Linked DNA regions of Mus musculus: regions 1 and 3 are each linked to region 2. A link is a loop called in an ENCODE intact Hi-C map of the cell type or tissue named here. Cell type or tissue: heart. All regions are shown on one strand.

The links. Hi-C counts contacts between places; a loop is a spot of excess contacts. Peaks named below come from ENCODE experiments on the same cell type or tissue, not always from the same donor. Only the 100,000 strongest peaks of a DNase experiment are listed, where the experiment ranks them.
Region 1: it touches region 2 in a loop (8-fold over the local background); 4 of 42 quality-filtered maps call a loop at or near these places.
Region 3: a loop joins it to region 2, with 3 times the contacts of the local background. A loop is called at or near these places in 2 of 42 quality-filtered maps.

The regions. Positions count from the first base shown.
Region 1 is chr1:30,873,002-30,875,501 of GRCm38, forward strand. It overlaps a transcript of Phf3 not described here and Gm7256. Among named protein-coding and RNA genes, the nearest start is that of Phf3, 11 kb to the left of the region's middle. In heart, no CTCF peak of the experiment used is centred here; DNase peaks (open chromatin) are centred at 120, 670 and 960; H3K4me3 peaks cover 1,603 bases; H3K27ac peaks cover 1,875 bases.
Region 2 is chr1:31,153,088-31,155,587 of GRCm38, forward strand. The region is part of intron 2 of 4931428L18Rik (RIKEN cDNA 4931428L18 gene); the gene reads right to left. Among named protein-coding and RNA genes, the nearest start is that of Lgsn, 22 kb to the right of the region's middle. In heart, CTCF peaks have their summits at 130 (motif pointing left) and 1,094 (motif pointing left); no DNase peak of the experiment used is centred here.
Region 3 is chr1:31,018,154-31,020,653 of GRCm38, forward strand. Gm29669 (predicted gene 29669) reads right to left here. Exons shown (of 4, transcript NR_136907.1): 4 at 1,035-1,532. It overlaps Gm28644 (a long non-coding RNA gene), which reads left to right and starts at 1,175. Exons shown (of 3, transcript XR_373288.3): 1 at 1,175-1,454. In heart, no CTCF peak of the experiment used is centred here; a DNase peak (open chromatin) is centred at 1,328.

The DNA.
Region 1 (2,500 bases), 280 kb before region 2:
TTTAGCACCATTAACACGTACTTATCGACTAGTGGTTCATTAAATTACACGTCCTGTCGGCAAGCAGGACTCTTCGGGCTTCCCATTTCAAACTAGTCAAAAGGAGCCGGCCCACAGTCCCGGTCCCCAGCACAAAAGCGCGCGATCCGCAGCCTCAGACACCCCGGATGCGGGGACGGGGACCGGCCTCGGGCGCGGGTCGGCCTCGGCGGGGACCCTGGCCGGCTGCCAGGCTCCGCGAGCGGGCTGCGGCCACCGCGCCGGAGACCCGGGGCCTTGGAACCCGGAGTAGTCCGCGACGCCTGCCCGCGCGGCGGCGACAGAGACCCGGCACGCTCGCGGGCGAGAGCCGAGGCCCGGCGATCGCGCGGAGGCCGCGCCGTCACCGCCGCTTCGGGCTCGCGGTCCAAACGGCGGGGCAGGCTGGGGCGGGGCGGGGCGAGCCGGGGAGGCCGAACGGCCCGGGAATATCAGGCGGCCGCTGCGCGAGGTGGGGGTGCGGGGAAAGGACCCGGGCCGCCCGCGTGGGGGGAGGGAGGCCACCGAGTGCCCGTCGCGGCGGGCGCCGCCACTCACCCGCTCCGCAGACGAGCGCTGCCACCGGCAGCCAGAGGAAGATGGAGGCCGCGGGGCCGCGGAGGAGGGGGCCGCGGAGGGGGTGCGCGCAGGGCGTCGGCGTTGCTGCCTGGGCTCGGGGCTCCCCGGCCCGCGCCGCCGCGGTGACGACACTACGGCCGGCCTGCGCTCCGCCCTCCCCGTCCGAGCTGCAGTCGCTGCTTCCCTGAGCCCGGGGGTCGCTCGCCTCGTGGAGCCTGTGCGGCGCCGCGAGAGCCCGCAGCCATCGGCTTGCGGCGGCGGCGGCGCGGGAGCAGGAGCGGGGCCGCGTCACGTGACGCCACTGTTTACCGTTCCGGGGGCTGGGGCAGCGTGCGCCGCGCCTGCGCGCTAGAGCCTGCGCGCAGCCGCCCGCGAGGCTCTGCCAGGCCTCTGCGGCCGAGCGGGGAACACACGCTGGTTGCTACGCGGAGTAGCTGGAAAACAGACAAGGCAGAGCGGACCCGTTAGTGCTTGTACTTACTGGGTGTCAGATGAAAATGGAACCGTTAGGCCTGAGTATTCCGGGTGCCGCTGCCCCCACCCTGCAGCCCACTAGCTGGGATGGTCTCAGAATTCCAAATGCCTGGTTCAAGAAAACGTTCCTGGGGGGATAGGCGTGGTTCATCACAGTGCTGGAGAGGCAGAGGCATTCAGATCTTCAAGAGTTCTAGGCCAGCCAAGGCTACATAGTGACACACCCTGTCTCTAAAAGAGAAACATTCCTGAATACCAAAAAAAAAAAGAAAAGAAAAAAGGAAAAAATTCTTGGTAAGCAATCTTCAAAATACGATCTGCAGTCCTTGGACGACCCCTGCAAGATGTTACCTTCCAGAAATACCTTATTCCTCTGACCATAATGAGTCAAAGTTTCTTGCAGAGAACCGGTTAAATACACTTCAAGTTTTCAAACAGCCTTGATACATTGTAGTAGGATCTATCATAGCATCTGTGACAGACAATAGCACTTAGGGTTACTTTTTGTTATCTCTTAAATGTTTTTTTCTTAAGTTTCCAATGTATCAATAGACACAACTATAAGGTAAAACCCCTGGAGTCCTTCAGTAGTGTGTTGAAATCCAGAGAGCAAACACGGAGTCCACAACAGTTTTGTTTACCCGATCCCAGCCTTCAGTTAAGTGTTATGGTTTAACTGTTGCCTGTCGTAGGTCACTGTAACCAAAACGAGCCCCTTAAAGACCACGATTGAGTCTTCAGTCTGCAAAGACAATTACAACGTTTTCAGCACTTGCGGAGCACCTTACCCTGAGGTCTGAACTCTTCCTTTAAAAAAAAAAAAACTTTGTTAGGTTAAACCTCACAGCGAGTATGCTTTGCATAGTAAGATCAGCATGAGGTAGAACAAGCCACAGGCATGTGTTGACCTGCTCTTTACCTTCTCTGTCTTCTGGTAAGTTCGTAGCTAATAGCAAACATCTACAAAGAAGCTTATGTTGTCCTCAGTCAGCTGCAGTTCTAGAATGTCATCTCCTGCTGTAAGTATCTAAACCACACGTCTTTATTTCACGGTCGTTTTAAATGCGGGTGTGTGTGTGTGTGTGTGTGTGTGTGTAAGAAAGAAAAATAGAAATGAATAATCAGAAACTTTGACTTGAATTGTTTGGTAAGGAATTGCAAAAAGTAAAATATTCTAACTCTTGTTAAAGGGGGGTAGGAGGTAGGATTTAAGAATTGACAAAAAACATCTCTTCAGACAAATCTTAATAAATTCAGGACAAAACACAAAATGAAGATAAAAATACCAGTCATAGCTTAGTCACATTCACCTATCAAAGATTTCTGATCCAAACAACAACAAAAAAAAACCCAACAAACAAAAACAAAACAAAAAAACCTCAGCATCTTTGATATAAACATGGTATTTGTATCTTTTTTTTTTCAATCA
Region 2 (2,500 bases):
TATGTGTGTTTCTCTGTGTTACAAAGTTGCCACTCATTTTTTTTTCTGTTCACAACAATGTCTGGAGAGCAGCCCTCTTGCACATTGCTCTGTCTCTTCTCTTTGTGTTGCTGACCTCTGCTGTCCGAGAAGTGCACCTGTGCACCTCTGCAGTGAGGAATGACCACAGGTCACAGAGACTTTGCCTTTATTTCCCCATAAGCCTCTTACGTGTGGAGACTTGCCTGTGAGAACTGCACAGGATCACAGGTTTCAGGGTTACAGAGAACAGTGGGTTGCTGTGCTCAGAGAAGAAACAGCCCATGTCTCCAGATGTCTCTGCAGTGACAGCAAAATATGCTAGTTGACGTGATGCAGTGGCTCTTTATTTTTCCATACCTCCTCAGCCCCCCCCCCAAAAAAAAAACCCTATCCTGAAGACTTCTTTTTTTTCTTTTTGCCTGTGGGCTTTGGGTGCTGGGAATCAACAAGCGGAACTCCGTCTTAACCACTGAGCCTCTTATTCAACCTCCTGGAAGGAACCATTTTTGTTCGTATTATTCACAATATTATTATTATTATTATTATTATTATTATTATTATTATTATTATTAGTGTGTGGTCTACTCTACTGTTGATTTATTCTAGGATGTATTTTGATGAAGAAAATAATCCCCAGGGCTCCCAAGTATGCAAGCATATCTGCTAGTGAATTTATGAGTTTATTTCTTAATGAACTTCATTATATTTTAGATTTTAAGAACTTCCATACTCTTGATTCTGTGAATTCCGAACCTCACTTAATTCAGTGACCTCATCTGTCCAAACCACGTGAGGGGAGAAGTTTTGTGTCTTCCTTTAGGAGTTAGATAAATGATCTAACATTAGTCATTAGGATTAATGATTCTAGTGCAGTCCTCTGATAAGAAACAAGCATGATATCCTAAAATAGAAAGAATACAATCAAGGAATGTACTCTCACATAAATATCGATTCTGATAAGAGAATTGTGGAAAGTCCCACACTTGGTGAATCATTAGCTCACAGGAAGGGTGATCACCTCACAGGACTGGTGACAGGAATAGAGACTGGGCAGATGTTGCCACCTGCTGTTTGCTCGCTGCTATTATTCCCTTACGTAACAATTCCCCAAAGCTGCATTTCTTTTACCAGAAAGCTCATCCTTGCCTCAATCCCATTCTCTTTTAAAATCACTTTCGTTTTAATTAACTTACTTTTAAGTACAATACCAACCCGTTCATGGAGAGTGATCCTTCTTTTATAGATTGGGAAATTTCTCGAAATTTCCTTTAGCATGCTGAAACAAACAAACAAAACCAGCTTTGGGTTTTGACAGGCTACAGTTTATGTAATTGAAATCTCATTGAAAAGCACATCATTATCCAATTGAATCTGAAGCAATCAAGATCACTGGGTTGCTACTGAGTTTTAGTCTGTGGAAATTGATTTGTTTGTTTGTTTTTTGGTATAGTCTTAGTCTTTTCAGACTGTTATAACAAAATGTCATAAGTTATATACAGAAGAAATATTTATCTTTAGTCTGTAGGAGGAGGAGAACAAGATAGAAGCGATATAGGATTTGGGGTCAGTGAGGCTATTCCTGGCTACTTCACTTGTAGACAGATCAGTGATCTCTCTGATCCCCAGTTGGCTATTTAGTCTGCCACCCTCAGGATCTAATCACCTTATAAAGACACGAGTTTAGGATGTGAATGCATGCCTCTGGGAGTGGAACTGGAACTGGAATCCCAAATTCTATTAGGCAATGACACTCTAAACATTGGATGGCAGTGACTGGTCAATTCTTTTTTATTAGGGTAAAACCCAATTTCCTTTCTTACTAATTAGTTTTCCTAATTGTACTTGATGATTCAACAATATGCATTGAATGCAGTTGTCCGTATGTCATTCATTCAATCCAGACACAAAGGAAACCTCAAAAAGCTCTTAGCTTAATTTCAGGTTTACTGTGAATGATCTGAGATAACATTATAGACTCATGGTTATGGCAGAACCAAGGTTAGGGTTAAGTAAAATATATTAAATGTTTTCTTGTCTGTAATGCTTTGGACGTACTAGGAGATGTGGTCTGTAAAATAATTAATAAAGTACTTGTTTCCATATTACAGATACGGAAATTTGGACACAAGAAAATTGAAGTACTTGTGCATAAATGTCCCCCATCTAGCAAAAATAACCTTCTATTAGTTCTCTTAATTGCAAAGTTGACTCACTTATACTGTCTCTTATGAGTTAGCATAATTAATTTGTGTCTTAAGCAGTCAATCTTTTCTACTTTCCCTTCCTGAATGAGTTTGGAAGTACACTGTTTCACGGAGTCTCCAGCTAAGACTGGCCTTCACTAGGTGCCATATTCAATATCATGAAGTCCTTAGTACAGAATTTATCAGAGTCACACTCTAGGACATCAGACCTACAGGATCAGAGGAAGCACCGATGGATGTAACCAAAAGATGTCTTTTCCTTGTTTTTTGGCCTC
Region 3 (2,500 bases), 130 kb before region 2:
ATTGCTCACAGACTTATAAAGATACCACAATAATGGTGAACTGCCAATTACATAGCCATTCATAATAGCAAACATGTTGCATTTCTCTAATAGTGAAATATGGACTCGGTGGTCACTTTTCCCTTGTCTTTTTGTCTCACAGTGTAGACCAGACTGGCCTGGAACTTGTAGCAATTCTCCTGTCTCAGCCTCCTAAGTACTAGACATATAGGTATGAGCCATTATGCCTGGTTTCATACTTAAAATCGATTGGTTTTTGGGCCTTTGACAGGTCCTGCCAACTCCTAATAATCATAAGTTTTCCTGACAGACAATGCTGCTCAAAAGAATTGAGCAATGCTCTGCTCTTAGAGCCTCTTCAAGAAGCAACAAAATGAATCACATCGGGCCTTGGCTCATTAAAAATGTCACTTTCTGACTCTTTTTTTCATATCATGCAAACATGGTAGGCTGTTCAAGTTGAGCTTGACAATAGCTCTAGCAAACAAATCAGTTTATCGAATGGTCAGAATAGTTCTCTACACAGGGAGGAGAGTTAGGGGAGAGAGGCAGCAAGGGCAGCTTGGATTGTTAACAAAAAGGTAGTAGAGAGGCAAGGGAGGAAGCAGCACAATGGGGAAAGAAAGACATGAGCCAACCCAGCCAATACTTTGGTTTAAACGTTTGGACAACAATATCTTTAACTGACAGAGGAAACTTTCATTTAAACCTTTGTTCTAATCCAATATTTGTATTGTAATCAGATGTTTCTTATGTATCATATGGTATAAAGAAACAGATGAGATAGCCCTGACAATTACACTCAGGGCCTCACCAATGCTAGGCAAGTGTTCTCCCACGTGTCTCCAGCCTTCTTTTCATTTTGCATTTTGAGACAGGGTCTTCCTAAGTTGCCCAGGTTGCCCTTGAACTTGAAATCTTGTCTCAGTTTTGTTAGCTGTGATTACAGACCTGTAAAAACCACAGAGCTTAAAATATTGTCATTTAATCGCTAGAAAAACTTGATATCTGTCTGAAGTATATGAACACTCTATAAAGTTGTTAAATTTTCTCTTTATTATATGTCATCATTTATGCTATGAATCCTCTGTAGAGAATGCCAGTAACATGGGTGTTTTCAGGGTAGGAAGAAGAGGAGGGTAGTAAGCCATCCCTTCCTCCCCCTTGTTGTCCCTCCTCTTCTGGTAGCTATGCTCCTGGCTGGGAAGGGTGGTAAAGAGGTGTTGTAAGAGCTACAGAACTCCTGGCAGCCCTTAGGCTTGTTGTTTCCCTTCATGACCTTCGATCCTTTTCTAAATCCAGCAGACATCTGACTCCCTGGCATGATCGTCACATTCACGGTCAGAACAGCAGCACACAAGCTGGCACTGATGCTGGGAATTCTGAGTCACTCCTCTGGGTTCTTCCTGGTGTGGATGTGAGTCTCCGAAGAGGGAGAAAGAGCAGTCTGTCAGGTGAGCTCATCGCTGTCATCATCAGCAACTTCCCGAGAGACTGTGTGGTGTCATTGAAAAGAGCATCTGCCAGGCTCCCTGATAAAATAACCCCTGTCTCATTATATGACCCTGAGAAGGTTAGTGAAGTCCATAGAGCCTCAAGGTAAAAGTGAAAGTGTAAAAGTTATACCCAAGGTAGCATTAAAAGATACATGTCTAATGTATGGGCAAAATTATGCAGTGGTTAGCTTGGAGATGCAAGGTGCCCACAGCATCATGAGTTAAATGCCTTATCCCAGAACTGGTTACAAGCTAAAACTATACTAAGCAAAACAGGGACTCCACCTGCTCCTGCCTCTGGAGTGCTGGGATCAAAGTAGACATATTCCATGCTAGGGTTCTTTCAGTTCATTGGGGGGTGTGGTGTGTGGAAACTTGAGGAGGTGGGATTTAGTTGGAGGGAAGTAATCACTCGTGGCTTCCTGTGGAAGACTGAATCTTCCCCTCTCCCTTCCTTTTCTCTGAGTCCTGTTTTCCATGAGATGAGACCCTGCTCATGTCCCACTGCTGTCATGCCCAAGTCTGTAAGACCAAGAATCTGAAGAGACACACCCGAAATCTTGAGCTCCAGCAGGTCCTCTCTAAGTTTGTGTTGGTCAGCCTGTTATACATTCTGTATATGCAGATCAAGGCAAAGCAGAAAGATTTCATAACACCATATGGATCATATAAGGCATTTTAGATGCTTTTAAACACTTATAGCTTCTATAGTTGTAGGAATATTGATTATGGCTACAATATAATAGGAGAAGGAATGACTCATGAAATAGAGGACTATTCATTTGGACAGTGTGAACATAGGGTATGTAAGACACATAGAGTGTCCCCGGAGCGTCTGCTATCTAGAAGGAAAGATTGTCCATAAGCCAACTTGGATGTAAAATGTATACATAAAAGCAGTGCCATGGCCATTCAGAGCAGACTGAACCCAGGGAAGGCTTACTAGAAGGAAGGCAAGGCGTGCCACTTCCAGCTTGTGTTGAGTCCCCATTGTGAGACTACTC